Linked DNA regions of Homo sapiens: regions 1, 2, 4, 5 and 6 are each linked to region 3. The links are chromatin loops, found by intact Hi-C in ENCODE. Cell type or tissue: heart left ventricle. All regions are shown on one strand.

Region 1 (5,000 bases), 230 kb after region 3:
TCAGTATAACATGATTTTTTTTTAATTCTTTGATCTGTTAGGCAGTGAATCATATTAATAGATTTCCTAATGTCAAGCCATCACAGTATTGCTGGGATAAACCTATTCATAATGTGTAATGAATTCAATGCCTTCACCTTTAGATTTTTGCATCTATGTTCATAAATGAATCTTGATATAATTTTGTTTTATTGTATTGCCTTATCTTGTTTAGGTATCAGGGTTATGCCAGCCTTGAAGAATAAAATATTGTTCTATGGTCTTGAATAGTTTATAAAACACAGAAATTATCTGCATCTTAAGTTTAGGTAAAACATGTCTAGAAAATCTGGTTCTGAAGACATTTATAGAGCTGGATCTTACATTTCATTTTATAGTTCCTTATTGATTAATGGTAAATTGAAGTTTCTCACCTTCTCTTAAATGAATTTTGTTCATATACATTTTACAAATCCATTTCATATGGAGTTTTTATATTGTTTAATGTTTTAATTTTAAAATATATATATAATACCTATTACTGGTGTTGAGTTCATTTTGCTTCTTAACTATAAATGTTTATTTTTTTCTTTTTCTGGTAATGCTTTATTGAGAATATAGAACTGTGTAGTCCAATACAGTAGCCACATGCGGCTATTTAAACTTATGTTAATTAAAATTAATTAAAGTTTGAAATTCAGTTCAGTTGCACTAGCCATATTTCACATTCTCAACATCCTCATGTGGTAAGTGTGGATTATCAGACGGTATAATTACACAACATTTTCATCATTGTGGAAAGTTCTATTGGGCAGCAAAGTAGAGGATCTAAATTTTCCTCCTAGTGGCATTTTGTTGTACCCCACACATTTTTATATATAGTGAGTTCATGTTCATTCATTGCTAATTAGTTTATAATTTCAGTTGATAGTTCCATTTTAATCTAAGACTTTTATTAAATACCTATATAAAGGTGTTTTTAATTTTCAAGGCAATAGTATGTTTGGTTTTTTATTTTTTTGACTATTTGTTAGTTGCTCATTTCTTATTTCAGTGCATTGTCAACAATGAATGTGTCCTGCATGACATCTACTTTTTAAAATTTGTTGACATTTTCTTCATAGCCTAATACACAGTTTTTGTTAATCGTCCATGGGTACTTGAAAACAATACCTGTTTTCTGTTGTGCATAAAGTTCTATATATCTTTTAGAACAAAATTGTTAATTCTTTCTTTGCTTATATTAGGTCTACTTGATCTTTCCGTTTATGAAAGAAGAGTATCAAAATCTCCTTAATTATGGTTTTGTCAATCCATCAATTTCTCTAATCATAGGTTATATTTATAATTATGGGTTAAGTACATAAAGGTTCATGATAATGATATTATATAAATATATAACTATAATATTTAACAACATATGTAATCTATGTTTACATAGTATGTTATTAGTGTATATATATAGATGATTCTATATAGCAAATACTACTATATAAAACATACCTCCTTGCCCTTTAATGTTTTTCACCTCAAATTTTATTTTTCTGATATACAGCTTAGTTCTTCATACCCCCTTATTTTAAACTTTTCTTTATCATCTTTTCTGTGACTTTTGTAAATAGCTTTTAATTGAATTTACAGTTTTTACAAGCTGATCTTTCAGTTTTTAATGTATGAATTTAAGTAATTACATTACTGACATTAACTAGTGTACATTAACTTCATTAATGTAATGTAATGAATTAGCTAATATCAATTAATTGTGAACATTTACAATTTAATGTGAAATGACCTTATTCCCTTTCATTTATTATTTCAGGCTTCCTATTTACTGTAATTTTTTTTTTCCATAGCTACTCTTAGGCTGATCAAATTTTCATTTTTCCATCCTGTTGTTCCTATAATGCTTTGGGAGTGAAATCCCTAATTTTTATACCTTAAGTGCTTAATTGTCTTTTTATTTGGAATTAATTTGACTTACAGAAGAGTTGCAGAGAGGGTATGGTGAGTTCTCATAAACATCTGACTCAGCTTCCCCAAATATTAACATCTTACAATCATAGTATGTTTATCAAAACTAAGAAATTGTGAGAAAGAAAACCCTAAGAAATTAATATTAGCATAGTACTATTAGCTAAACTACAGACTTTATTTGAATTTCACCAATTTTTCCACTGATAGCCTTTTTCTGTCCCAGGATCCCATCTGGATAATAGGTTGCACTTAGTCCTCGTGTCTCCTAGTTTCTTCTAATATGCAATGGTTTCTCAGTTTTTACTGGCTTTTGAGGAGTGCTGGTCAGGTATTTTGTAGAGTGTCCCACTACTTGGATTTGTCTGACGTTTTCTCATAATTAGACTGGAACTATAGATTTTGGGTAGAATACCATGGACATGAGCGCCCCCTTCTTATGGTGTCATATATCAATGAGAGATTTCCAGGGAGGTTCACCTTGGTCGCTTGGTTAAGATGGCGTCTGCAAGGTTTCTCCACTGTTAAGTCACTTGTTTATCCTTTCCACATTCTTGTTTTCAGAAGGCAGTCACTAAGTCTGGCCACACTCAATGGAAAGGGACTAAAGTACCACCTCTTGGAGGGAGGAATATCAAACAATTGTGGATGTACGTTAAAACCATCACAGTAATTAATAAATATGTTAGTGGAGATGGTTTGAGGCTTTGCAAATATCCCATTTCTCCTGAAAGTTATACCCTCTGTTCCTGCCCTTTATTTGTGGATCTTGCCTGTAGCAATTATTACTATGACATTCCATTGGTGATTTTCTATTTCCTTCCATCTACATTTATGATTTGGAAATCTTATGTAAGGAGGATATGTTCCTTTTCCCTCATTTACTTATTTAGTCAATTGTTTATTTAAATCAGTAAGGACATATTTATTTTATTCTTTGGGTTACAATCCAATACTATCATTTATTTTGTTACTCAAATTACTCCACTTTGGCCGCCAAAATTTCAGAAATACTTAATTATTAGTAAGTATACATAGCCATTTTCAATTAAGATGTAGAGTTAATCTAAATCTACAGCCTCTCTCCAAACAAGGCAGCATCCTTAACATGCCTCCCTCCACCCCATATACTTCCCAAACCATGACTATCTGGAATTTTAGTTCCAATCATTATTAAATATTTACATTTTTATTAACATTTACACTTAATTTTTTGTTTCTCTGAGTCTCACAGTTTCTTGTATCTCATATTTGCTTCTTTCTTGGATTCATTTTACTGAATTGCCGTACAGGCTCAGAAAATTATTTAAAGACCGTCTGATAGCATCAGAGTCCTACCAAGTCTGAAAACATCTTCACTGTGCTCTCACAATTCAGTGCAAGTTTTACCCAGCAAATACTTATAAGGTCAAAATCACTTTGTCTCTGAATTTTCCTTCTGGAATCCAAGTTGCTAATGAAAAGAATAAGCTGCTTCGTTCCTTTGGATGCTTTTCTCCTCTTTTTCCTCTGCATTCTGATAGTTTCTAGGCTGTGTTTAAGTATATATCTTATTCATCCTACTTGGCACACAGTAGCTCTGAAAATTTTCTTCTCTTATTTCTTTATTTCCTCCTTTCTGTTGTCTTTGTCTCTCCTTGTAAATCTTCTAAGAGATGCTGGATGTCTTAAATTGATCCTACATGCCTTGACTTCTCTCTCAGAGATTTCTTCATTTTTCAGATTACCAGCTTAGTCTTCACTCCTTCTAAGTATTTTTTTATATAATTTCAATCCATTTAATGTGAATTACTAATTTCTAAGATTTTTTGGGTAATTTTTCATAACCTGCTATTTTTAGGATGTGATATTCTCTCTACAGATACAAATTCAAATTTTAGAAGTTTTTTTTTTTTCTATTCCCTTATGTCCTAGTTTATTCAAGCTGCTATAACAAAAGACTATAAACTGAGTGGCTTATAAACAACAGAAATTTATTTCTCAGCTCAGAGGTTGGGAAGTCCAAGATCACAGCACTGGCAGATTAAATGTCTGGTGATGGCACAATTTCTAGTTCATAGATGGCAATTTATTTGTGTTCTCACATGGTGGAGAAGCAAGGGATCTTTCTTGGGCCTCTTTTATAAGGCACTAATCCCATTCACAAGGGCTCCTCCCTTATGACCTAATCACCTCCCAAAGACCCCACCTGCTAACGCCATCACCTTAGCAGTTAAGATTTCAACATATGAATTCGGTAGAGGGCACAAACATTCAGACTACAGCACCTTAAAAATCTGTCTCTTCAATCGTTCAGTGTGTGCATTCGTCTAGTTCTGTTAATGTCTGTCAATCCTTTGTTTCCAAACATAAATATGAATCAAGAACTAAGTGGGTGTGAACAGGCAGTTTCTCCTGCAGCTGAGGTGGTGTTTCCTCAGTGGGGGCCTCCTTTAATGGGACAACTGACTATGGGTTTGGTGAGAGTGAGCAGGATGAGTGAAAGCAAAGGCTGGAGAGCAGAAAGGCTGGCGCCAGCTAATTGTCAAAATCAAGGTGGGCTCTACTCTGAAGACCAAGTATGTTAGTTTATTTTCCTCCTGGAAAGAACTGCCTTTCCTTTCCTCTTTCAGTTACAGAGATCGGGAAATTACTCATACCAGGAGTCCTCATCTCATGTATAGTTCATTTTCTTTAGAGAATAGTTCCTGAGTTTTATCCTTAAGTTAAAGGCACCATTGCTCCTGCTTTAGTAGGAGTGAGCTGGGAGAGTCCACAGGGTAAATCCAGGGGGCCAACCTGGCCTGGGAGTTCTGTACCCAGCTAATTCAAACCAGGTGAGCACCCTTTGGGCTACTTTCATCTTTGTTTCTGTCAACATTGAGCCTGGACTATCACTAAAATTGTTTTATCACTGCATTTCTTCTCTTTGTGTCTTTTAAGCTGTGGATTTTCTACTTTTGTTTTAGGTGTAATTGGACCCCATTTGCTTTCTAAATGTCACATTTTACTGTGTATTTTTTTTTTTAACGTTCAGAGAGAAGTTGCTTTGTTCAAACCAAGATCCCATT
Region 2 (5,000 bases), 150 kb after region 3:
AGTCCCCCGGCCGCCCTCCCCGCAGCTCCCGTCCCCAGGGAAGGCAAACCACGCACCGGTCCGCGGAGAGACGCCGCCGGGGGTCTTTGTGGCCGCGCTGGGGGCCGCCTCCTGGTGCTGTCCTCGCCGGGCTGGGCGCGGCCGGGGCTGCGGGGCTGCAGGGCTGGGGGGCGGCGGCGGGGCCGGGCTGGGCGGCAGCAGCTGCTGGAGCGCGGCGCCTCGGTTGCGGCCACTAGTGCAGGGATGTGCCTCGGCCCGTCCTCATTGAAATGCGGCGCTTCGCACAGCCTCACTCCAGCCTCTCTCTCCAGAGGAGGGCGGCGGCGGCGGCGGCGGCGGGCGCGCTCCCTTTTCTTGTCTCACTCGCTCACACGCCCTCCCGTCTCCCTCCTCCTCCTCCTCCTCCGCGTGCGCGCCCCGTCGCCCCCGCCCTTCTTGGCAGGGCGCACCCACCACGGCTGCGCCCCAGGTCCTCCTCCCTCCCAGCGCCCTCTTCCCACCGCAGCAACCTCGGTGCATCTGGCTTGACTACACCCCTAAACCTCCCTAGTCCCCACAAGTAGTCTTTGGGAGATGGGGGCAGATCAGATGGTGGAAGAGAACGTGGACAGGGCTGAGTCTGAGCCAGGAAGTGTGCAAGGCACAGAGGTGATATGGCCGAGAGATGAGGCCCCCACCGTCGGGGGAGGGAAGGAGGTACCCACACTCATACCTTTTGATGTGACCTCACGGTCTGACACCTTTCCCAGGGTATGGAAGCCAGTGGATCACCTTCTCATCCTTTTTGCCCGGGATGCACCCACGCAGTGCCTCTTCGGATGACCAACCCTCCCAAGCTATGCACTCTGGTGCCCCCCACATTGGGAAGAGCTGGATCTGTTCATGGATCCCACCCATCATCTCCACTTAACCCCAAGACATGAGTCACTCTTGGAATAGTGACCTCTGCTTAGAGTCAAATATGTTCCAAAGGGCCCTTGAGAACTGAAGGGCCAGGTTTCACTGCTGGACACTTTGTGGCTGCCAAGGCTGGGTCTGCGGTGGAAAGCCCCATGAGCTCATGCGAGCCTCTCCTCCCAGAGGGGGAATGTTCTCCTAGCCCAGGCTGTTCACAGCTTCCTCCAGTCTTTGCACAAAAGTCCAGGGAGTGGGAGCAGCTCCCAGATTTCGGTGAAATCTTAGACTGGCTCAGTACGCAGCCTGAATTTTGATCCAGTTAATCTGACTTTCAATCCTGTCGTCCACAACCTGTGTTTGTCCCAAATACACATGAGTATACAAAATACACATAAGTATTTTTCTCTCTTCCTGAGCCTACACCTTTCAATGGAACATTAAAATTTTATTTTTCTCTTGCCCATTGATCCCAGTTATGTGTTTGACTACTTATTATTAAAAAGTTCTATTCTGAAATACTTTCCAAGTATGATGTAAATGTTAAATAATTACCATTTGTTTTAAAACACAGCTCAAATGAGATCCATGCTACATATTCCACAAGTGATGCGATATTTATTTTTGAACTATTTAATAGCCCAGAGATGAGAGTACAGTGAACTCACCAAATTAACTAAATGCAAAGTAGTAAGCCTATTCTTTCACATTCTGAGGCAAAATGAGAGCCATAGGGGTAAATTAAGAGAAAGGAAGAAGCCAAGTACATCTTCTGGAGAACAGAAATCAGAGCTTCTTTTTATCTTGCCAATGACAAATGCCAAGTGATTTCTTCCAAAATGCTAAGCCAAGAAATAAATTTCATCTCTTAACCCCTATGGATATTCTACTAGGGTCATTTCTTAAGAGCTTTAAGTAACTCACCATCATCTTACCTCTTCCTAGCTGTTGTACCTAGCACACACAGATAATGTGTTCAGAGAATCACCTTGGTGTTTGACTCTCTCAGTAGCAAAGTGCTCTCACTAGAAATAGTTGGGCATCATTAGCTCTTTAAGGAAACCAGGGGGCAACTGATAATTAAGTAGATGAAGACATTAAATAGTATACATTGGCCCTACAGTATGGTCATATCATTTAGTCCAGGACAGCAGGCTGGTACTAAAGTTCATTCCAGGGCAGCTTAAGCATTTGGCAAATCTAATTTATATTCAACAATAATTCCTTATTGAAATGAAATCTAACTAGAAAACTCCTAATTCAAGTAATTTTCAAAAACGAATGCTACTTCCTTTATATTACTAAGATATTGATCAAAGAAGTGAATGGAACTAATACATCCTTTCCCCCAGGATCATCTGAAAGTATTGGAGATCTCATTCTAGCTCCCAAAAGCAAATGCTATTTAAGCTGTACCCCAACTACCGCCCCAAGCAGACACAGCTCTATATCCTACAGGTTGAAAATGACTAGGCCTCAACTCTCTCAGTGGCTCCCATTAATTTAGTGCTTGCTTTTTGCCATGCTGGGGGCTTTCATACATTTTCTTACTTCATTCTCATAAGAACCATGCAAGGTAGGCATTGGCATTATTATCCTCATCTTACAGATGAAGGAATTTAGACATAGAGAGGTTACATCATTTGCCCACAGTCATGTAGCTTAAAAATGTCAAGCCCAACTTCAATATTTAAAATCGGTATGTTTTAAAATTCAAGTCAGTTTTTCAATTGCTAAGGCCATATGCTTATAAAGCAATACCAAATTCTAGTGCAAAGTGTAATCTTTTTTGGAAAATGCAGTCTTTTAATCAAAGAGCTTATTACTTCATAACAGAGAGTTAACTCCTTGCTATCATGAACACTGCTTCTTTTAGTGATGGATCCCCTCAAATGTGTCTTTGGACTAAACTTCTCATGAGGACATTTGCACTTTAACCTCTGGCAACGAAGAGGATGGATAATCTTATCTAAGTGTGCTTGTCTTCCTGAATGTAAGGTTTTAGTGCAAACCAGGAAAGAGACAGAGAACCATTATTCTTCGGAATAATACTTTATAATTCACCATGTATCTTTTTTCAGGTTCTTTTCATTGGCTTCTTCATAAACAATATGCTTAATCATGTAGATGCGAGTAGAACTGTAGAATGAGAATATGAGCAGGAAGAGATACACTTCCTGTTTTTCCCTCTAGGAGGAAGAATTTGCTCTGGCTCATTCATAATCTCTCCTCTGTGGCTATGGGCATATAGTGCTCCTGGGTTGGGAGACTGTGTATATGTAGTGGCTGCCACAATTGTGAGAAGCAGCTTTACAGAACATAATCGTCAGTCTGATTTTCCTTTGTATTTCTTTTCTTCTGAAGGCTCTGTATGGCATTTCCTGATAGTTTGTCTAATTCCCTCTAATTACAGAGAACATACTTCTGGCTTCTACTAGAATCACAGAAACTCGGTGATGTCAGACCTTGGCAGAAGCCTATCAATTTTTACCCAGTGCATGAATTCCCTCCACAACAAGTTGTCTTCCAGCCTCCATTCTGTTGCGTCTGTGGCAAAAGTGAAGAGGAATAAGATTATCCCTTTGAGTGTTAGGATAGATCATGGAATTCTAGACACAGTAAATGAGATCTTTAAAAATAATTGTTTTAACTGGCTGTTTACCTTTGGTTTGGCCCTCCAAACATGCTGAGGTCCAAACTACATGAGATTCTGGACCTACACAGAGGAAGAAAGGCTCCTACTACTCTCATAGAACCTCTATAAACTAGCAGAGAGCTTCTGAAAGCTCTTTTCTTCGTTTCCTGCCTAAATGTAATTTGCTTTAGTAAAGGGGAACTCTGCACAGCCCACTCCCCTGCTGGACAGCTCCTCAAATTCAACTAAGATCCACTTCCCTGGAATTTTCCTGTGTACCCTGGGTCTACCCTTTAGACCTGTGGAGAACAAATCAAATGGTCCTGGCTTTTGCTTGACAGTCTCATTACTTTCTCCCAAATTTGACTCCTCATTAACTAGGAATCCTCAGCCCTTCAACTGCTTCTCATTTGACATCTTTGGAAATGCTCACAGCAGTGCAACTGTCAGTGTCTCCCTCCACATCTGCCTCCCGGAACTGGGCATGGCACAGCAGGGGTGGTCTGACTAGGGAAGCTCCATGACTTCATTGGCTGTTGACACGGTGCTTCCATTATAGGAAGCTAACGTCTAATCAATGTCTCTGACAGGCATGCCATGCTATTGACTCATCCAGTCAATAAAAATCTCCATGCTTTTCACATGTTTTGCTCTTAAGACCACTCATTCTGCATTTGTTTAATTAGATTTGGGGGACCTAAGTCCAGTGCCCACTTGGAATTTTCCTTTATTAACCTTGCGTATTGTTATTTGCTCCCCCATTGAAACCTGTTGAGTGAGATCCTTTTGGATCCTAATGAGGGCGCATTATACTTGAATGATCCCTCCAGCATCCTATCAGTCTGATTAACACTGCACCAACATCATCATCTCAGTTGTTGATAAAAGCTTTCAACAGAACATGGTCACAGCAGGCTCCATCACCTTACTGCCCACGGTCTCTCTCCAGGTTGATGGCTGATGGCCAATGACTCTCTCAACGTACTCAAGTAATTAGAGGTTAACATGTTCTCTCCAGAAAATAATTATCTAGAGATCCAGTGATAGGAAAATTCACATTTTTATATGAAGGATTATATCCTTGACTTCAATGCCATTTTGAGGTCATGAGTTTTACAGACCACATAATTTTTCATTCATTCATCCATTCATCTAATAAGTAATTTTTGAGTGTCTCCAATGTGCCAGGCACCATGCTAGGTAGAAGTAATACAATCATGAGATAGAGTTACAAATATCCTGTGCCCAGGCATTGGTAGCTTGTAGGGAGATTGGATTAAACCCATACTTACACAAACAATTATTTAAGTACCGTGAAGGAAAAGAACACAAATAACTTCAAGGAGAGTGTTTCTTCCCCGAGGAAGTAACATTTAAGCAGAGACCTGAAATTTGCCAGGCAACAAGGGGGAAGGGCATTATTCCAAGGAGAAGAAATAGCTGAGTGAAGACTTTGAGTGGGAAGCAGCTT
Region 3 (5,000 bases):
CATGCGGGTAGGGTTCTTTTTCAAAGCATTGTAGGGTGGGTTTGGAGGCAGGTTGGGAGGAGAAAGGAGGTCAGTCCTGACCAGTTCTGATCAGTCCAGGAAGGGCGTGGGCAAGTAAGGAAGGACAGCACAGGCACGTGATGCTACAGAGAGAGAGGTGACTTTGGAGCAGCTGCAGCCCAGATGGAAGCTCCTGGCCACACTGCCACCTCAGCATCTTGCCGAGGCTGGCACAGTGCTCACCGTCTCCTCCCTAACAGCCTCAGCAACACTTCTGGGCAGGGATGTTGGTGAACCCTTAGCAGATGATGCTTAAGCCTGTGAACTCGAGGCAGAATTCTGTGAGTGACCCTGAGAAAGGTCCTCCCAGCACTTCAGCTTCTCCGAGGTTTTTTTTTTTTTTTTTTTTTTTGAGACGGAGTCTCGCTCTGTCGCCCAGGCTGGAGTGCAGTGGCGGGATCTCGGCTCACTGCAAGCTCCGCCTCCCGGGTTCATTTCATTCTCCTGCCTCAGCCTCCCAAGTAGCTGGGACTACAGGCGCCCGCCACTGCGCCCGGCTAATTTTTTTTTTGTATTTTTAGTAGAGACGGGGTTTCACCGTTTTAGCCGGGATGGTCTCGATCTCTTGACCTCGTGATCCGCCCGCCTCGGCCTCCCAAAGTGCTGGGATTACAGGCGTGAGCCACCGCGCCCGGCCTTCTCCGAGGTTTTAAGTGAGGCATGCCTGGCTGGACGCTGCACTAAGTTACACTTTCAGTCACACAAATGAACAGACCACGGCATTAACAATCATCAGCACAGTGTCCTCAAAGAATTAACAAAGCCTCAGGAAGGATATAGAGAGCTTAAGCCTTAGTGGAATCTGGATTATATTATTTAAGGAATTAAATCAGAAATAATTCAAAAAGCTTCATTTGTGAAACTTGCATCCACTCCAGATGTTAAGAAATGACAAAAATAAAATGCTGTATTTTTCGTGTATGTGTGTGTGTATATATATACAGAGAGAGAAAGATAAATTCAAATTTTATCAACTGTTCCAAATATATAAGTTACTTCATGCATATCAGGAAGCTGAATACAGAACTATGAGCCTCATAAATGCCAGCTGATTATGTTCCCAACTCAGAGTGTCTGGGCAGATTGGGCAAGTTTTCCCCCTGAGCAATCTGCTGTCTGCATTTCTGCGCTCCTTCCTTGGGGTGGGCAGGAGGGAAGGGTATGTCAGCCACTCCCAGCTCACCCCAAATAAGTGGCCTGAGGGCAAGCAAAGGATTGGTGAGTCCAAGGACTCTTTCTGAGGAGGTATATTTTGGTGAATGACTATCACGAAGCCCTTTTGACTTAAGCACATGGTTCTCCATTGCCCCAATATTAGGTATTTGCTAATTAAAGTACAGAAATGCACACATTTAATACTGGTCATCAGGTGTATTCTGATGGGTCTAATGGGCTATTTTTTTTTTAATTCCACACAATACCTTGAATAATGAATGAGGAAATTACCTACAAGACCAGATCACAGCCAGAGATGAATGTTGGCAGTGACATGAAGAAGGCTGAGAACAAATGATTAGGTTTAGAAAATCCCAGCTCATCAACTCTGGTCTGCTCTTCAGTACCTAAGAATGGTGTCATACACCCAAGAACAGCTCCATGTTCAAGCACTAACTCCAGGCCCAGATGTTGTCTCGGTGGCATAGCAAATAATGGAAAGTTGCTCATTTCTTTCCCCATGAAGAAAGTCAAGGTTCGGAAGCCATCATAAGTTAATAGGACTAACGTTCTCTACACAGTGGGCACAATTACATTGTCAACAAGAGCTCTGTGAGTATTCAAATGTCAGCTTTCTTTACAGACTGGGTAGATAATAAGCAGAATGTCATTGTCCCTGAAAGAAATATTAAGGAAGTATTACTAACGATCCATTACAAATTGGTGTCAATTTCAAATATGTCACTGTGTTGACAGGATATAAATAATACATGAAGAAAACACTTGCACATTAAGAATCGATTTTCTGCTTTGTGCAATTTAGAGTTCCAGTTTTTTTTTTCTTTTCTTTTCTTTTTTTTTTTTTTTTTTTTTTTGACGGAGTCTCACTCTGTCACCCAGCTGGAGTGCAGTAGTACGATCTCGGCTCATTGCAACCTCTGCCTCTTGGGTTTAAGCTATTCTCCTGCCTCAGCCTCCCAAGTAGCTGGAATTACAGGCACGCGACATCACGCCCGGCTAATTTTTGTATTTTTAGTAGAGATGGAGTTTCACCATGTTGCCCAGGCTGGTCTCAAATTCCTGGGCTCAAGTGATCCACCCACCTTGGCCTCCCAAAGTGCTGGGATTACCGGCGTGAGCCACCGTGCCCGGTCTAGAATTCCAGTTTTTCATTCAATAAGTCTACAATGTAGTACTCTTATAATATTCTTTCCATTCTCACTCAATACTAGATTACAATTAAGAGAGGAAAACTCAGAAATCATACACAGCAGAATAATTTGCTATTTTACCAATGAAATAGAATTTGAACACTCTCAAACAACCAACATGTAATATCACAATTCGCCACTTGGTGTCACTAGACCTCCAGGAAACTCAAATTTACACTTACCCTGACAAGAGATTACGTTAGATTTCCACACCTTTTTTTCTGTAAGGCCCCATTTCACACAAAGATATTACAAAATGACAACGGCATGAATTATCGGAATGATGGAACTATCTTCTAAAAGGGTAGTAAACTCAGGTTAACTCCCAAACAGAATACACACCTATTACCTTACTAGTAAGAGTAATAACCACCAATTATTGAGCACCAGCCACAGTGCTAAGTGCTCTACCTATATTGTCTTATCTAATCCTGAAAACACGATCTTCCTTTAATGGTAGTTGTCTTTATTTTTAAAATGAGAAACCTGAGCTCTGCAGAGGTTAATAACTTGCCAAGCTGTTCCCAGTACCCAATCTCACATACAGATCTCTGCTAAGCCATGAGGCCACAAAACAGAAGCTATGTTTTTGGTCTGGAGAAATATTCTCCACCTGGAAGACAACCCTTACCCACAAAAAGGCAGTAGCCCAAGGGCTGTCAACGAAGTGCCAAGCGACTTTCCAATGACTATTAAAAGTAAAAGAATACAGCCCGGGATTCAGAAGACCCGGCCGGGGAAGGACTAATCAATGAGGTTTCATGGAAGACAAGGGATGTCAGCTGATCTCTGCATGGGGTTCAGAACTGAGACAGCCAGAAAGAGGACATGTGAATGGGGTGAGGCGCAGAAAGCTTCTAAACAGCCACTGCCATTGCTTGGCAAATGCATGACAGCCAATCCATAAACAATATTGTCCCAGAGCTATCCTTTCCCGTCAGATCCCAAAGGCCCACTCGTTTCTCACTGCTTTCCACTCCCAGTGCCAAAGTACTGACTCATAGCATTTTTGGCTAAAAGGGAAGGAACTGAATTTTCTTTTTTACTTTTAAAAAGATGCTGAGCTGGCTCCTCAGTCAAGTGCTGATGATTCACTGCGAACAAATCCCAGTGGCGAAAGGCCAATCACGGTCATTTACCTTATTCAAATCTTAACAGCTGGAGAGCAGTGAGTTTTTGCAATGTGGTACCCTGCAATAAGGGCTGAAAATGACCTTTGTCTCCGCAAAGGCAACCACATGCAGGCGGCCTGGTTCCTCTTCAACTGGACATGAAGGATTCTCTGAGCAGCTCTGGCACTAAGTCAGCTGGACCTGAGCACACTGGCTCTTCTGTGATTCTGGGAAAAACATATTACAACTCAAAGTGTGCTGTTGAAAATATAACAAAATCCCATCTACTTGGGACCAATAGGAGATACACTTTTATTTTTTGTTTCCATAGTAAAATACACATAACATAAAGATCTCCTGCCTTAAACCATTTTTGAGTGTACAGTTTAGCAGTGCTACGAACATTCACATTGTTGTCCAACCATCACCACCGCTGGTCTTCAAAATTCTTTTCATCTTGTGAAAATGAAACTCTGTATCCATTAAAAATGAACTCCCTGGCTGAGTGTGGTGGCTTACGTCTGTAATCCTAGCAATGTGGGAGGCCAAGGCGGGAGGATTGCTTGAGCTCAGGAGTTTGAGACCAGCCTGGCCAACATGGTGGAACCCATCTCTGCTAAAAATACAGAAATTAGCCAGGTGCAGTAGTACGCACCTGTGGTCCCAGCCACTCGGGAGGCTGAGGTGGGAGGATGGCTTGAGCCCAGGAGGTGGGGGTTGCAGTGAGCAGAGATCGACCACTGCACTCCAGCCTGACAGAGGGAGACCCTGTGTCAAACAAAACAAAACACGGACTCCGTGTTCCCCCCGGCAACTACTTTCTGTCTTTGTAATTTTGAATACTGTAGATCATGGTAGCAAAAGTAGAAGTAGCCCCTTCTACTTTCTGTCTTTTTAATTTTGAATACTATAGATCATGGTCCCCAGCCTTTTTGGCACCAGAGACCAGTTTCTTGGAAGAAAATTTTTCCATGGACGTGGGCTGGGTGCGGGGATGGTTTCGTGATGAAATCATTCCACCTCAGATCATCAGGCATTAGATTCTCCTAAGGAGTATGCAACCTAAATCCCTGGCATGCTCAAGCAGTAATGCTCACTCATCCTGCTGTCACCTCTTGCTGTGCAGCCCAGTACTTCTTCTTTTTTTTTAATGTAATTTTTTGTTTAAAGAAGGGGTCTTGCCATGTTACCCAGACTGGTCTTAAACTCCTGGGCTCAAGTGATCTGCCCACAATGGCCTCCCAAGGTGCTGGGATTACAGGTGTGAGCCACCATGCCCAGCCCTAGTCCTGAATATGAAGACACAAATAGGTTAAAAGTAAATGGATGGGGGAAAAAAATCCCATTCCAACACTAATCAAAAGAGAGCCAAAGAGGTAATAATAATATTAGACAAAGTAGATTTCAGAGAAAAGAATATTGCTAGGAACAAAGAGAGCCATTTCATAATGCTATAAGGTTT
Region 4 (5,000 bases), 300 kb after region 3:
TGGGATGGCAGAGGGGTCCCAGTGACCAACTGTTCCATGTGTTCATCTTCAACTGTCTCCCAGTTTTCAGCTCCTTTCTCACCCCCACCTTCTTCCATACCTGCCAAGTTCTAAAGCACTAAGCAGGTCAGAAGAGTGAATGCATTATTTTCACTGATATTCTTCTCTGCAGGCACTCTGTTGTTGTTTCCTCAACTTCTATCAAGTCAATTTGTATTCTTCCAGCTATGAGCCTTCCAAAATTTGTTTAAATCACTCACCTGCTGAGATTTCTTCTTATCCATTAATTTCAATGATCAGCTATCATGTCTTGTCTAATAAATATCATATCCAAATGTAAAAGTAGGCCCCTGGGTGCCTATTCTTAACATTTTCTTCACAATTCAAACTCAACTTCACCTATTTTGGTGATTTATGATAAAAAATTATGATTTTACTTACACCAATTATACCCACAGTTTTCCAATTTTACATTTGTTATTGGATTTTGTCAGGTGGGAGTACTTTAGGAGTTTTATACATGGGAAGAATATGGGTTTGTGAGATAGGAGCATGTAAGAGTGAACACACCAAATGATGTAATAGTTATAAAAAAAATATCCTGAGGCCCCACACACATACTGCCTTACTTACTAGCTTCACAAGCAAAAAATGTTTTGACTAAAATGGGGAACATTCTAATTATGCACATTTGCATTTTTTAAAGCACAATAATACTACGCTTCAATAATATTTCTACTATTCTACAAGATTTAAAAATAATAATTTTATACTCAAAAACTGTGAATTCTAAAATAGATCACATTTGAGATTGCTAACAACCCACCCTGGTATTTGAGTTAGAAATTCCATCAATGTTTTTATTTAAAATTTTTTTGTAATGTACTAATTTCTAAAGCTTTATAAGCACCATGTGGAAAATGTATTAAGAAGCAGCTTCATAGCAGTTGTGGTCTTCGTGCCTTGTCCTTCGTTCTTTCTTCACTATTATCTTTAAGCTTTAACACCTTGGTTTCTTCCTCCAGCCTCTAACACATGACTTTGTCTCCCAGCTCTGTGCGTGTTCATTCTCTCCAGGCTCAACAGAGAGACACAAAGTATTTTCTCTTCTGCAGTTAGCCTCAGCATTGCCCCCACACACAGTTACAGCTGGTGTGGCCCAGAATTCCCAGAATAACCCACTTCATTCTCCTTCTCTATACCTGCTTCCTATGAGTTGTGTTTTAGGCATACTATGCTTTGAAATTATACTATAACTCAGGAAGTTAGGATGTTTCATTGTGGCAATCTCATGGGAATAAGGCCAGCATAAAAATAAATTATCCTGGGGAGACGACAAAAACACATTATAGATTTTGCAAAAACGACAGCAATCATGAAGTAACCTGGACCATTAACAAGAAGATATTTGTAATTATCCACTTATAAATATACATACCAGAGATCCTTGAAAAGTATAAAATTGTACTACAATAACTTTAAGGTTCCCTCTTATTTTACTGACTCCAAAATGAACTAGATATCTTTAAAACAGAAGAACAGACTCTCTCATTCCATCACTTCCAATTCACTGGACTGTTCATAACTTAATGTTCTTGATCTTCCCAAGGAGCTGCTTTTATCTGATTATATAAATCAATGGTAATATACTAGAAAACTGCAGCCTGGAAAGACAAAGCAACGCCACAGTTAAACTGAAAATTCTACTAGATATTAACAACAACGAAAATCATATACATAAAGCTAATTCTATTATCATAAAAGAGCTGTTTTGTTTTGTTTCTGACACTAATAACTTCTTAGCATTCCAAGCAATAACATATTTCACCTACGATCTTGTTTTAATTTGCTTTTTAAAGGTCATTTTCCAAGAGTAGATTGAAACAACAGGGTAAGAATAAGAAATTTCAAGATACTGTTTACACACCTGAAATAAAGTATACTTAGGTTTTTAAAAAAGTCCCTCACCTCTATCCAAAGCAGAGAGAAAATTCCATTAGCTGCATTTTTTTTTTTTTTTTTTTTGAGACAAAGTCTCCCTGTCGCCCAGGCTGGAGTGCAGTGGCGCGATCTCTGCTCACTGCAGGCTCCGCCTGCCAGGTTCACACCATTCTCCTGCCTCAGCCTCCCGAGCAGCTGGGACTACAGGCGCCCACCATCACGCCCGGCTAATTTTTTGTATTTTTAGTAGAGACGGGGTTTCACCGTGTTAGCCAGGATGGTCTCGATCTATGACCTCGTGATCCGCCCGCCTCGGCCTCCCAAAGTGCTGGGATTACAGGCGTGAGCCACCGCGCTCGGCCTGCATATTATTTTTAAACCAATGATTGCTAACAAACACACAAAAAAAAAGTAAAAAAAAAATCACTCCACTGAACGCTTACAAAAGAAAAAACAGGAGAATACAATGTAGTTAAGCACAGCTCCTATATATATAGTACTTTTCAATATAGGCAACTGCAACAATGAAAGAACACAGCCTTCTACATTCTTAAATACCAAATGCCCCCTTGTGGACAGCACTGTTACTAGATTTGCATATAAAATCTGTTTAAACTAACTTTTCTGTCTGTGATTTGAAGCTATGTACCTATCAATTGACCATTCTGATCTTGGAGAGAACACAAACCCAGTGAGGGCTGTCCACAGAACACCTCAGGAGGCAGTCTCAGAGATTATAGCATTTTAATAACCTCAATACTTTAAAAATATATACTTACACGTGTCAATAGTGCTCTAGTGTCACTAATTTTAATGACTGGTTATCAGGCATTAAAAACAACATTTCTAAGAATTTTCAAAAGGCATAAACTACCACAGTGAGCCCAGTGGGAGCATGACTAATTGGGTGTACAGTGAGGTAATGGGTCCCAGGAAGACCCAAATAGGGCTGGATGTCCATCAGGCAGCACAGCTAAAAGAAGAATCTGAATCATGGTAAAGAAATTAGTATCACAGTCAGGAAAATGGTGTGGGGCAACAGGATGAAGAAAAGATAAGTAGGTCAATGAGTAATAAGACTGGAAGTCAGAGAGTGGGACATGACATGGACCACAACAGAGAATAATAGAGGGGAGAGTCTTGCTTCTCTGAAGAGCCAGGTGTGTGATAAAAACAATGGCCCGATGGTTTAAAAGAACTAAGACTTAAAACCATCTCTTTCTTCAGGCTTCTCTTGCTTTTGTAATATGTTCTTCTCCTGTTTGTCCTATGGCAAGCTGAAACATATGTCTGAAGGGAATATAGACAAACAGGCAAAGATTAATATTTCAAAAAGCCAATTCATCAAAGGATTAATTTGCAGGGAGACCAATCTACCTACGATTCCAAATTTACTAAAAATTCGCTTTAAGGAAAATCATTCATATATGTGAACTTATAACCTGAAATATACTCTTTTTCTAAGAATATTTTCAATAATAATACTAAATGCTAAATGATTTCCGTAAGTTTTGGGTTTTCAACAAACATTTATTAAAATGTTACTAAATAAAATTATATTCATTAGAACATATTCAAGGATTTGGATTTCGGCAAATTGGCTTCCTGTGAATTGGTTTTCTACAAATTGATCAAGAGTCTTCCAGAGAATGTTTGAGATGAGATTAAGTATTTTCCTAAATAATGTTTCTCTGTTTCTACACCTTCTCCCCCATTCTTTTCACCACCAGCTAGTCTTGTTAGCTTTAGGAACAGGATCCATCTGACTGACTAAGCATATGCACTGGTGAGAGATTTCCCTGAAGGATCCAAGCTGCCTGGGTGTAGTGGAGGACAAGGGGGAGGGTACTGATAGGAAAACTAGAGAAAGAGAAAAATAGGGGTCATCACTTTTATGACTCTGAATGAGTCAAGGAATAGGACTTCCACTTTGCAATACAATTGACTACAGGGATATGGTGGGGCTTGTTGATAAGAGCCATTACAGTAACTTATCACAAGCAAGGCTGTATTCCACATCTTTCTCTGAGGGATATACATCCCCTATATCTGTTGATCTTAAGTTGTGCTCTGTAATAGAGCCTATTGTGAGGTCTGCCAAAAAAATACAAATGTCCAGGCCTTACTCCAGACCTACCAAATTTCTGGGGAAATCCTCAGAACGTATACTTTTAATATACATTAGTATACATACATAATGTATATAAAAGTATACATTAAGCAGCACTATTCACAATAGCAAAGACATGGAATCAACCCAAATGCCCATCAATGATAGATTGGATAAAGGAAATGTGGTACATATACACCATGGAATAATATGCAGCCACAAAAAGGAAAGAGATCATATCCTTTGCAGGGATATGGATGGAGCTGAAAGCCATTTCCCTCAGTAAACTAATGCAGGAACAGAAAACCAAACACCCCATGTTCTCACTTATAAGTGGGGCCTGAACATTGAGAACACATGGACACAGAGAGGGGAACAACACACACTGGGGCCTGTCAGGGGGTAGGGTGGGGGAGTGGAGAGCATTAGGAAAAATAGCTAATGCATGCTGGACTTAATACCTAGGTGATGGGTTGATAGGTGCAGCAAACCACCATGGCACATGTTTACCTATGTAACAAACCTGCACATCCTGCACATGTACCCCAGAACTTAAACATTAAAATTAAAAAAGAATATACCTTTAATATATATTAATATGGCTACAGGTCTTTGCTGAACATACCTGGAAATTCTTGGAAGGAATTTCAGGTAGGCACTAAGTCCCGTTTTGGTGAATGCACATGTTAGAGACTAGAAAATGTACACCCAACTAGCTCAAGGGAAGTAAAGGTTCTGCACTTTTTATTAAGAGGGTTAAATATCAGCTGGGTGAGGTGGCTCACGCCTGTAATGGGAGGCTGAGGCAGGCGGATCACCTGAGGTCAGGAGTTCAGCCTGGCCAACATGGCAAAACCCCATCTCCACTAAAAATACAAAAATTGGCTGAGCGTGGTGGCAGGCACCTGTAATCCCAGCTACTCGGGAGGCTGAGGCAGGAGAATCGCTT
Region 5 (5,000 bases), 760 kb after region 3:
TAGCAATGCAAGAACAGCCAATACAACATGTGAGGAAACTGCGTGATAAAGAAAGAAATAAAGAAACTTGCCCTTATTACACAGCTATTAAGTGGCAAAGAAATCAAGCTTTCAACCCCAATGTTTATAATCCTAGAGTTGATACTCTTTATCAGATGTCAGCTCAATGAGAAAAACAAAAAGTCAGAGGAGAAACAAATCTAGATAAGTGGCTGTTAAACTTCATAGGGACTCTAACCAGAAAATTTGAGGACGCTCTAGTTGCCTCCCTGCAAAAATGCACTTTTATACAACACTGATACAATTTCAGGCTGCCCCTTGACCCATTGGAGGTTCTGCCTGCAGCCAATTTTATCATGCCTAATTGAGAGCTCCAGATTGGATGATGAGTCACTCTTCATAGTGAAGTAGTACTCCTTACACGAATAGGGTTTCATGTGTCTAATGCTTCCTACTAAACATATACTGAAGGAAAAAAGTTGATCTGAGATATTACAGATATTATTGTCTTAGCTGCCTTAACCAAATGCCGTAGACTGGGTGGCTTAACAACAGACACTTAGTCCTCACGGTTCTGGAGGCTGGAAGTCTGAGATCCTGGAGCCATCATGGTCAGGTTCTGGTGAAGGCTACCTGCCTGGTGGCAGATGGTACACTTCTTGCTGTGTCCTCACATGGCAGAGAGCAAGCTCTGAGGCCTCTTCCTCTTCTCATGAGGACATAATCCATCAGGAGGCCCACTTTTATGACCTCATCTAAACCTAAAGATCACCCAGAGCCCCCATCTCCAAATGCATTGGGGGTTAGAGCTTTGACATATGAATTTAGGGAGGTAAAATTCAGTCCATAGCAGATGGATGAGAACTATGTTTCTTCTGTTTGCTTAAGAAGGAACAAAATACTCATTAGTGGCTTATAACCCAACTGGCTCTAAGTGGAGGGAGGTACCAGACTGATTTTGAAATCTGCAAAGGGCAGGGTCTCCATGGGAAGGGAGGGCCACAGACATTGGTCACACTGAGCAGTAATGTCAAAGCACTGCTACAAAACAGGTAAAGGACCTTGCTAATACCGTCTGTCTTTCCTGTTTGAAGATGATACTAATAACAGTAATTTCTACCTGTGATAGCTTTGGGAGCAAATTAGGCTGAAAAAATTGACATATAATGAATGTCCCTTTGTGTTTGTAGTACAGAGGGTATTGGCAGAGCCTGAAGCTGTTTGATAAGCACAGCACAGCTCACTATTAACTTTAGCTGGAACATTTATAATTTAGTCTCAGACAATGGCGATCAAGTGCTTGGGGATGGGGATGAAGGCGAGGAGGCTAGTCTCTTTTTATCAAGCTGCAAAAAGAAAGCTAAACACTTATTCCTTCATAAAAGGAAAAAATAGGTTATCTTGAAATGTATTGGCAATTCTTTATTGTTTCTTTAATAAGTAATTCTACATTTAAGAAGATAGGAAAATATTTAAGGGTGACTACATACCCGCTGTTCATTTGGCATTTATTTAATGCCTTGAAAGAATAGGCATTCTCATATAAATGCGTTGAGTTCTGAAAGTTTGTACTTAGGCAAATAAAATTTTCCATAAAATTATAAATAATTTTATGTTATACATAATTATCTATATTCATATAAATACATTCATATATGTGTGTATATGTGGCTTTTTAAAAGTATTAAAATATATTTTAATTTTTTGCTTTTGGAATCATCCTGCAAACCTAACCATTATTTATGACATTTTTATGGGGGAAATGCAATTAATGTTAGAAACCTATATAAACCTACCCCTGGCAAAAGAGGAGACCTTCACTATCTTCTATGACTCTGTAAAGCAGAGAAGGGATTTTTGTTCTCCACCAGCTCTGGTGGAAGCAGTTTTCCTTTCCTCTGGCAGCTATTTTTGCAAGTGGAAAGGAATTCGCCCCCTGGTGGTGACCACATATTAACATGAAATATTTATAAATCGAGTTTTTATGTGTTACAAACTGCTTATGCATGCCTTCATTTGCCCACCCTGAGATTTTCTTGTAAATATTTATATGTCCCAAAGCTTTTAGGGCATCAGCTCGCATCCGAAAGAGGCTCTGCAAGTTTTCTGTGTAATTATTAGGGACATCAACTCTTTACTAACTATTGAACAAGAATAGATGACTTATTCTTGCAAGCTCCCAGGATATAATCATAAGCAAAAGTGTTTTTCTTCCAATATGAGTGCACCATCATAACTGTGCTCTAAGGTGGGTCCCAATAGTATTACTAAATTTCTAACAAACTAGTCCCTAAGTTGGAATTTCTGTAACACACACACACACACACACACACACACACACACACACGTTCTATCTATCAAATTTGATGGACAAGGTAAACTGATCTTGTCATTCCCCAGATACAATTTTCACTGCCCACAATTTTCACATTGCCTTTTTTATGGTCTTCCTTTAGCCGTGCTCTCTAGAAGAAATTCCCTTTTTCTTTCTATATTGCCTTAAATTTCATGGTCCAACATCCCCTTTCTCTAGCAACATGAAGTATTTATTCTTTCTCTTTCCTGAGATATATTGTGAACCTAGAAAATGCAAAGCTGAATAATGTGATCTCTCCTGTATTAAAAAAGGAAAAAGAACTTTTCTGCCTGAATTACCCTGCCTGGACTATATAATTAGCACCTTCTTATACATTATCTTGTCTCTAATTTTTAATTCCACACATTTCAAAACTTTATTATATAATGTCATATTAAGGTATTTCTAAATTAGAGTATATGCTCCTTCTGAGCAGAAAAATTTCTTACGCATCTTATACGGGTTGTGCATGCCTAATCTGAAGACCCAAATTCTGAAACGCTCCAAAATCTGAATGTTCTTGGGCACTGACTTGACACCACAAGCAGAAAGTTCCACACATAAGTACTTAGCACAAGCTTTGTTTTATGCACAAAATATTAAACATATCATATAAAATTACCTTCAGGCTATGCATATAAGGTGTATATGAAATGTAAATAAATTTTGTGTTTAGATTTAAGTCCGATCTCCAAGATATTACGTATATGCAAATACTCAAAATCTGAAAATACTGAAATCTGAAACACAGTCACAAGCATTTTAGATAAGGGATACTCAACTTGCACTTAATTTTTCATTCATTACTTCACTTCAGGGATTGTTTACCACATTTGTTCATTCATTTATCTAATTCACTCATTCAGTTAGCATCTATGAAACGTGAATGAGACACTGTTGATATCATTGGGTCCATGGGGCCTAAGGGCTATTTCCATAATGTGTGCTCAACAAATACCCGTGGAGTAAATAACCCACTCTCTTACCCAGTCCTGATTTTCATTATCTGTGAGCTGGAAAGCTAGTTGCTATGAAACAGAACAAAGGTAGCTGCAAAAAGATGTTTTCCGACATCCTGATATAATGACCCTGACTCTGCCTCAGTTAAATACAAATCCCTTCTGTCTAGCTGAGATCTCAGTATATGTGTCCACCAAGTGGCCTCACGGGAAAAGCAGGAACCCTGAGGAATAGAAGTGGTGATATTTGTGCCTGAAAGCGTCTGCCTTTCACTGTGAATGAAGCATGAGGCAGTGTCATCTGCCGAGAGAAAGGAAATGTCATCAGGGAGGTTGGGGCTTAAGGAAGAGGGAAGAATCCCTGGGAAGAAAGCAAGAGGCTGTTCCCTGGAGAATCGCCAAAGGATAGCTTTGAGCATTTCACTGAGATTGGAGACCAAAAGTATGTGGTGACAACGACCTGTGATTTCCTCCAACAACATTCAGTACCTGCTTCAAGGGACAGAAAAGGCCAGTTTTACATTAACCATGGTCAGAACACAGCAGGGTGATACCACTGGCAGAAATGAAGGCCCAGGCAGGAGAACAGTTTGAGAGATGCTCCCTCGTTTCTAGCCAGGGATGGAATAGAAGGAAGCGAAGCAATGAGGGGAATGGGAGCTTGGGAACCAAAGGACTCGCTGGGCATGGTGGGTAAAAGCTGGAGAACCAAAAGGCTGTGGTCACAGGTTATTTTCATATTGACCTTTGCAACTTCAGAAATGAAGTTGTTCTTGGTGAGAATGAAGTTGAGGATGGATAGCTCATGTAGAATAGAAGTAAAAGTGAAACGTTAAGGAGACCAAGTTAAAGTCTGGATGGATTCTTCACCAGAATATTAATACTATCTATAATTATGGCAGGAGTTCTGGAAGCCAGGCCTTCTGTGAATTAGATGGCAAAATCTTCAATAAATGAAGGTTGATAGGATGGGGAGAGTGGGATAGTCACACAGCCATGAAACTCAAAAACATAGAAAAATGCAGGGAATTTTGCCCCTTAGTAAAGTTTAATTGGTTTATAGTTTGGTTCATTCTGTAAAGCAGCTTATCTATTTAATAACTCAGGAAGCATAAGCATGGTTGGTAAATATATCAAAACTATGTAAATTCAGAAATAAATACTTAGAAAAAGCTTACAGTTTTATTCTGTGGTTTTCTAATGAAAGGCAATTTACCAGCCATTATGCATTTCCTATCTCATTTGAAAATAACACAGACTGACATTTTACTAATTCATTATGACTGATCAAAATCATATTTTGTTTTATCTAAGGTTTGGATAGCATTTAAGTGTTGTACTGGGATGCTTGTTTAGAAGGATTATGCCCAAGATTAATTTTTTAAATGACTGGATGTGAACATGTTCTCTTTCTGCACCACTTCTCATTCAACTTAGAATGCAAAGTACAAATCTTATTGCAACCTAACAAAATTCCTTGAGAGTTAAGAGTCTGGTTTCAAAACTGAGAAAATGTCATACAGAGTGTTTTAAACTTAAAGCAAAAGGATAGTGTGTGAATTCAAAGCGATAACGGTAAATGCTAGACATTAGCAAGTCTTTACTTCCTCGTCAAATACATGAGGAAGTGTAATCTATAGAACCTCATTATCTCTAGTTTGTGAGAAAGGCCATGGAGGAAACTA
Region 6 (5,000 bases), 750 kb after region 3:
ATATACAATTAGCTTAAAGATAATTTACTAAAAGGGAATTGATAATATGCGGCAAATGAGGTAGAATTAGATTGAGTGTTATCCCAAGAGCTATCTTGAATGCAGAGGCAAGAAAAAAGACAAAATTATATTCAGGAAGGAAACAGCTCAAATGCAGAAGAGACAGGATGGGGCATTAGGGTGAAAGGGCAAGATGAGGCCACTGATGGGCAGTGAGGATGGTGACTTGAAGCATCAAGCAAACAAAGCACAGAGTGGAGCAGGTGAGACTGGGAAGTTCAGGATATTAAGTCATGAATACGCCTTGTTCCGGGTTGCCAGCTATACACATTTCTTAAAGGCACCGCACTCCATTTATCACCATCTACATACTTAGAGTAACATTCTAGTCAGAGCAAGGTCAAGGTTTCTTTAGGTTTCCTTGGCAGAACTTTGTGAACTTTTGTGGGTGTGCTAGAGATGGGCCACACACTTTTCTGCCACAGACCTCCACGCCACAGCTGAGGTTCGGGCAGATCTCTGTAAACCTGGACATTCATGCTCCAGCTGGGCTACCACAGCTCCAGTTCCTTGGCCCTTGCTCCACTCCCATGGGATCTCATGGTCCGGGGAGAGTTTCAGCTGTTCCAGGCCTAGCAAGGCAAAATCAAGTACCAAATGGATAGATTTTCACAGAGTGGAAAAACAAGAAATGGCATCCCTGGGATAAGCCCAGGAGCCAAATCTCCAGTTTTCAGCAGGGCCCGATGGCATAAATGAGAGAGTGGAAATCCCCTTAGGCTCTGTACCAGACCTTATGCATCAAGAGTTATCTTGCAGGTATCCTCCAAGTATCATCTGGTCTATGGTAAGCAAGAGTGTGACTCATTAAAGGCACTACAGCAGATTTAATATACATGAAGTCAAAGCTGTCGAATCCTCTGTGCACCTGAAATGTTGGGGCTGGGGCCCATTACAGAGAGAACTTAAGAACAGCTTTGCTGGTGGGAGACCTCATGCTTGAGGTATACAGTGGAGTGTCCTCAAGTAGAGTGCCAAAGACTGAAGTCCTTGATATCTAACTCTTCATCCAGGCTCACCCTGGCCCTCCACAAAATTAATATCTTTGAGTAAACATATTCTAATCAGGCTTTAAATAACTTCAGTTAGTTACAAGTGTGCAAGTTCATCATGCCAAATCCTTGTTAGAGTTTTCCCTTCCTGAGTCCCCCTACCTTTCCACTTCTAACTCCTTTAGTTTGGTTCTTATGAGATTATTTCTTCTTGGATTCCTGAGATGAAAAGCAATAGAAGAGGGCAGGTTTATCTAGAAATAGAATAGGTTAGCACTGATAAAAGTGGCTGAGGTCAATGAATATTTAAAAGAAGCCAAAAAGTAATTGATGAGGACTCTTGCTTTTGAAACCTCATTTTCCAATCCAAAGCACAAAACCTACAAACTGAGGTGAAAATTCCCTTTGCACCATCTTCTTTGACATTGCCAGTCATTGAGAGAGGACTGTGGAGGATAGTTAGGCTAAGGGTAAGGCTTAGAATGTGTTGGTTCTTCGTCTTCCCAGAAGAAATTGCCTCAGGGTTCCCTGACCTTGGGAATCCTCTCTGCAGAAGCAGATTGAAGCTAAAGCCAATTCAAATTATCAAGGCGAACTTCCTAGTCACATTCTGATCACAGATGAGTGGATTCATGAATAGGACTGTTCCAAAGGCAAAATGTGCATCTGGAGAAGTTTGGGCTCCCTTTTTGGTATCTTAATCCCTACCAAACTCTCTCTGGGCCGAAGTCTCATGCCACCCTGGCCCTGAAGTCCTGTTCTTCTGCCCCCTCTCATGGATCTTCCCTGTCCTGCAGGTACATTCTTGGCCTACATGCCCTGGGTTTTCCAAGGGGAGGAGCTAGCTAACTCACCAAATTATCTTCACCTGCACTAATAAATAAATAGAAGAAGCTAATGGAACTCCCATAAGATCATGACTCTTTGGAGATTATTTTGCTTTCTAACAGTGACCTTCCAGAAGCAATGCCTTAGAAAAGAAGTAATTCTGATGGAGAAGTATTCCCAGTGATGTAAAAGGGATAGCAGAACCCTAATAGATGTGAAGGGATAGATACCTTTAGGTAGGGAAGTCCTTGCACGGTTTCTCAGAGGTAAGTATCTGATGTCCTGCTTACATATGGAAAACCTGTAGCAGTGAAGAATTCTGCATCATTTGTTTAATTTTTCAGAGTCATTTAACAAACATTAATGAGAGGCCTATTATATGAGGCCCTGTGCTAGGTGCTAGAAATATAAAGTAAATAACAGGCTGGGCACCGTGGCTCACACCTATAATCCCAGCACTGTGGAAGGCCAAGGTGGGCAGATCACTTGAGCCCAGGAGTTTGAAACCAGCCTGGGCAACATGGTGAAACTCCATCTCTACAAAAAATACAAAAATTATCCAGGCATGGTGACCTGTGCCTGTAGTCCCAGCTACTCAGGAAGCTGAGGTGGGAGGATCGCTTGAGCCCGGGAGGCAGAGGTTGCAGTGAGCCGAGATCACACCACTGCACTCCAGCCTGAGCAACACAGTGAGGCCCTGTCTCAAAAAAAAAAAAAAAAAGATAAAGAAAAACAACATAGATATGTTGCTGCCCTCATGGAACTTACATTCTAATGGGGAGGCAAACCAAAAATAAATGTGAACAGACAAACAAAATCTGTAAAGCAGGTTGGAGTTGTATTAAAGACAGTGTCAGGAAAGCCTTCTGTAAGGTGCAAACATTTAAGCTAAGATTCAAAAATGAAAGCTGTCAGCCATGCAAAGAGGTGGGAAACAGTGTTCCAGGCAGAGGGAACAGCCTGTGCCGAAGTGCTGGAAGAGTGTAGCACATTCAAGGAAGGGAAAGAAGAACAACGAGGCTAGAGCTTGCTGACAATGGGGAGAGGGACACAAAATAAGCTTAAAGAGAGAGGTAGGGAACAGAGCATGTCGATAGTAAATCATGGCCTTGGAGTTTATTCAAAATGAAATGAAAAATCCTCCCAGGTATGAAGTCAGGGATTACACTCCAGCATGCATTTAGGAAGCGCTTGCTACCCTGGAAAATGGGCTGTAGGTGGACAAGAGTGGCCATAAAGAGACAAAAGCTGATATACAGTCCAGGCAAGAGATGATGGTGGCCCAAATTAGGCGGAAGAGTGGATAGAGGTGAGACAAGTTTTTACAGATAGAATCAACAGGACTTGCTAATGCACTGGATATATTGGTTAAGGGCAGGGGAAGAATCAAAAAAGGACCAAAGGGAAAGAGGGCTTCACAGCCCACTCACTATCGCCCTCCCAGGGTTGTGACTCCTGATGCCTTCTTGAGCTTCTGAGAACTCCCAGGCCTTGAGAGAAAGATATTGCTTGGATCCATTAGAGGCATCCCTCTCCATGAGTAAAATCATCTATGAGACCCACTTAAAGTTTTCCACTTGAATTAGAAATTCTTTCTGAGAAGGCACAAAGAAATCAAAAAGACTTCGTGCATTGAACTGCACTGACGTTGGCATGAGAAAATGATGACTTGCTTTGAGATAGTGAAAGATTCTTACTGAACTGCCCAGAGCAGTTATCAAAAGGTTTAAGAAAGATGTCAGGAAGTCCAGTGCAATATGAGTGACTAAGTGAGAATTCTGATTGTAAAGCTGGGCATGATTTATTTTTCTGCACTAACTCAATGTAGAAGCCTCCAAGTGATCTCTTCCAAACACAAACAAACTCTTATGACAGTAAGCCTGCAGTAAGTAATACTTTGGTACCTCATGGTTTTCTGTCTTGAATGCTACCTATTCCTACAGATGGCCTTGGGAAATATTCACAGATAAACATGGATTCTCTTCTCTTCTCTTTTCTTTTCTTTTTTTTTTTTTTTTTTTTTTTTTGAGATGGTTTCTCACTCTGTTACCCAGGCTGGTGTGCAGTGGCATGATCTCAGCTCACTGCAGCCTCCGCCCTCCTGGGTTCAAGTGATTCTCCTGCCTCAGCCTCCCAAGTACCTGGGACTACAGGTGCCTGCCACCATGCCTGGCTAATTTTTTTTGTATTTTTAGTAGAGACGGGGTTTCACTATGTTGGCCAGGCTGGTCTCGAACTCCTGACTTTGTGATCCACCCACCTCGGCCTCCCAAAGTGCTGGGATTACAGGCGTGAGGCACTGTGTCTGGCCATGGATTCTCTTTTCTAATAACTAGCATAATCACTATCAGTAGAAAATCTGGTACAAACCAGGATGAGCTAGGGCTCTGGGGGCCCCCCTGTACACTCCAGAGAGCCAGGAGCCCTGGCCCCTTTCCGCACGGGAGATCTGGGATGCCTGACTGCTGGAATATAGGTGTTCATGTGTCTATGATGGTGACTCCCCAACTTTCCCCAGTTCTCAACACATGTGCCCAACTCAAGGCTAGGAAACAGCAAGATGGTGAAATACTGTCCTGCTGCCTTCCCACCCAGGACCTTCCTGGTCTTCCCTGTCTCAGGGAACAGGTCACAGGTCATCATGGAGAATTCTACCCCCCATTGGGCAGATGGATCTTCCAAAATGATGCCGGTTATTTTGGTGGCTGTGGCTTTTGGTTGTGTGTGTGTGTGTGTGTGTGTGTGTGTGTGTGTGTGTGTGCATGTGTGTGTTTTCTGTGACCACCCAGTCTTCCTGGTGCATCACACCTTGTCCTCATATCCCCTGTTCCCTCCACAATAACAGAAACATTCCCAGGGACTCTGAGGAGAGATACTGTTGTCACTCCAGAGGAGAGATACTGCTGTCACTCCAGAGGACATTTTTTTAGCAATAAAATTGAGTGTCAAGTGTTTTGTTGAAAGTAATGAAAGTAATCACAGAAATATTTTTTCCCATTGTCTTCTAAAGCAATGCTGTTACGGTTTAGTGAATAAAAAATGGAAATAACTTACTTGGCAACCATTTTCAATGTTGTACCTTTTCTTTCATAGCTGTTAAATAAAATCTATATACTACAG

Evidence for each region. Peaks named below come from ENCODE experiments on the same cell type or tissue, not always from the same donor. Only the 100,000 strongest peaks of a DNase experiment are listed, where the experiment ranks them.
Region 1: it touches region 3 in a loop (11-fold over the local background); 7 of 110 quality-filtered maps call a loop at or near these places.
Region 2: a loop joins it to region 3, with 5 times the contacts of the local background. A loop is called at or near these places in 13 of 110 quality-filtered maps.
Region 4: a loop joins it to region 3, with 17 times the contacts of the local background. A loop is called at or near these places in 96 of 110 quality-filtered maps.
Region 5: a loop joins it to region 3, with 5 times the contacts of the local background. A loop is called at or near these places in 31 of 110 quality-filtered maps.
Region 6: a loop joins it to region 3, with 5 times the contacts of the local background. A loop is called at or near these places in 30 of 110 quality-filtered maps.

The regions. Positions count from the first base shown.
Region 1 is chr13:36,205,495-36,210,494 of GRCh38, forward strand. The region is part of intron 6 of CCDC169-SOHLH2 (CCDC169-SOHLH2 readthrough); the gene reads right to left. The region is part of intron 1 of SOHLH2 (spermatogenesis and oogenesis specific basic helix-loop-helix 2); the gene reads right to left. Among named protein-coding and RNA genes, the nearest start is that of SOHLH2, 6.6 kb to the right of the region's middle. In heart left ventricle, a CTCF peak has its summit at 2,410; no DNase peak of the experiment used is centred here.
Region 2 is chr13:36,131,058-36,136,057 of GRCh38, forward strand. It overlaps DCLK1 (doublecortin like kinase 1), which reads right to left and starts at 325. Exons shown (of 17, transcript NM_001330071.2): 1 at 57-325. In heart left ventricle, CTCF peaks have their summits at 3,088 and 3,287; DNase peaks (open chromatin) are centred at 314 and 1,054; H3K4me3 peaks cover 1,057 bases; H3K27ac peaks cover 838 bases.
Region 3 is chr13:35,976,137-35,981,136 of GRCh38, forward strand. All of the region lies in intron 3 of DCLK1 (doublecortin like kinase 1), which reads right to left. Among named protein-coding and RNA genes, the nearest start is that of DCLK1, 150 kb to the right of the region's middle. In heart left ventricle, a CTCF peak has its summit at 2,566 (motif pointing right); a DNase peak (open chromatin) is centred at 3,667; H3K4me3 peaks cover 381 bases; H3K27ac peaks cover 1,649 bases.
Region 4 is chr13:36,272,864-36,277,863 of GRCh38, forward strand. All of the region lies in intron 2 of CCDC169-SOHLH2 (CCDC169-SOHLH2 readthrough), which reads right to left. The region is part of intron 4 of CCDC169 (coiled-coil domain containing 169); the gene reads right to left. Among named protein-coding and RNA genes, the nearest start is that of CCDC169, 22 kb to the right of the region's middle. RefSeq lists a silencer at 3,629-3,923. In heart left ventricle, a CTCF peak has its summit at 2,530 (motif pointing left); no DNase peak of the experiment used is centred here.
Region 5 is chr13:36,734,389-36,739,388 of GRCh38, forward strand. All of the region lies in intron 3 of LOC102723490 (a long non-coding RNA gene), which reads right to left. Among named protein-coding and RNA genes, the nearest start is that of SERTM1, 63 kb to the left of the region's middle. In heart left ventricle, a CTCF peak has its summit at 1,943 (motif pointing left); no DNase peak of the experiment used is centred here.
Region 6 is chr13:36,722,509-36,727,508 of GRCh38, forward strand. All of the region lies in intron 3 of LOC102723490 (a long non-coding RNA gene), which reads right to left. It overlaps LOC124903156 (a long non-coding RNA gene), which reads right to left. Exons shown (of 2, transcript XR_007063758.1): 2 at 4,933-5,000. Among named protein-coding and RNA genes, the nearest start is that of SERTM1, 51 kb to the left of the region's middle. In heart left ventricle, no CTCF peak of the experiment used is centred here; no DNase peak of the experiment used is centred here.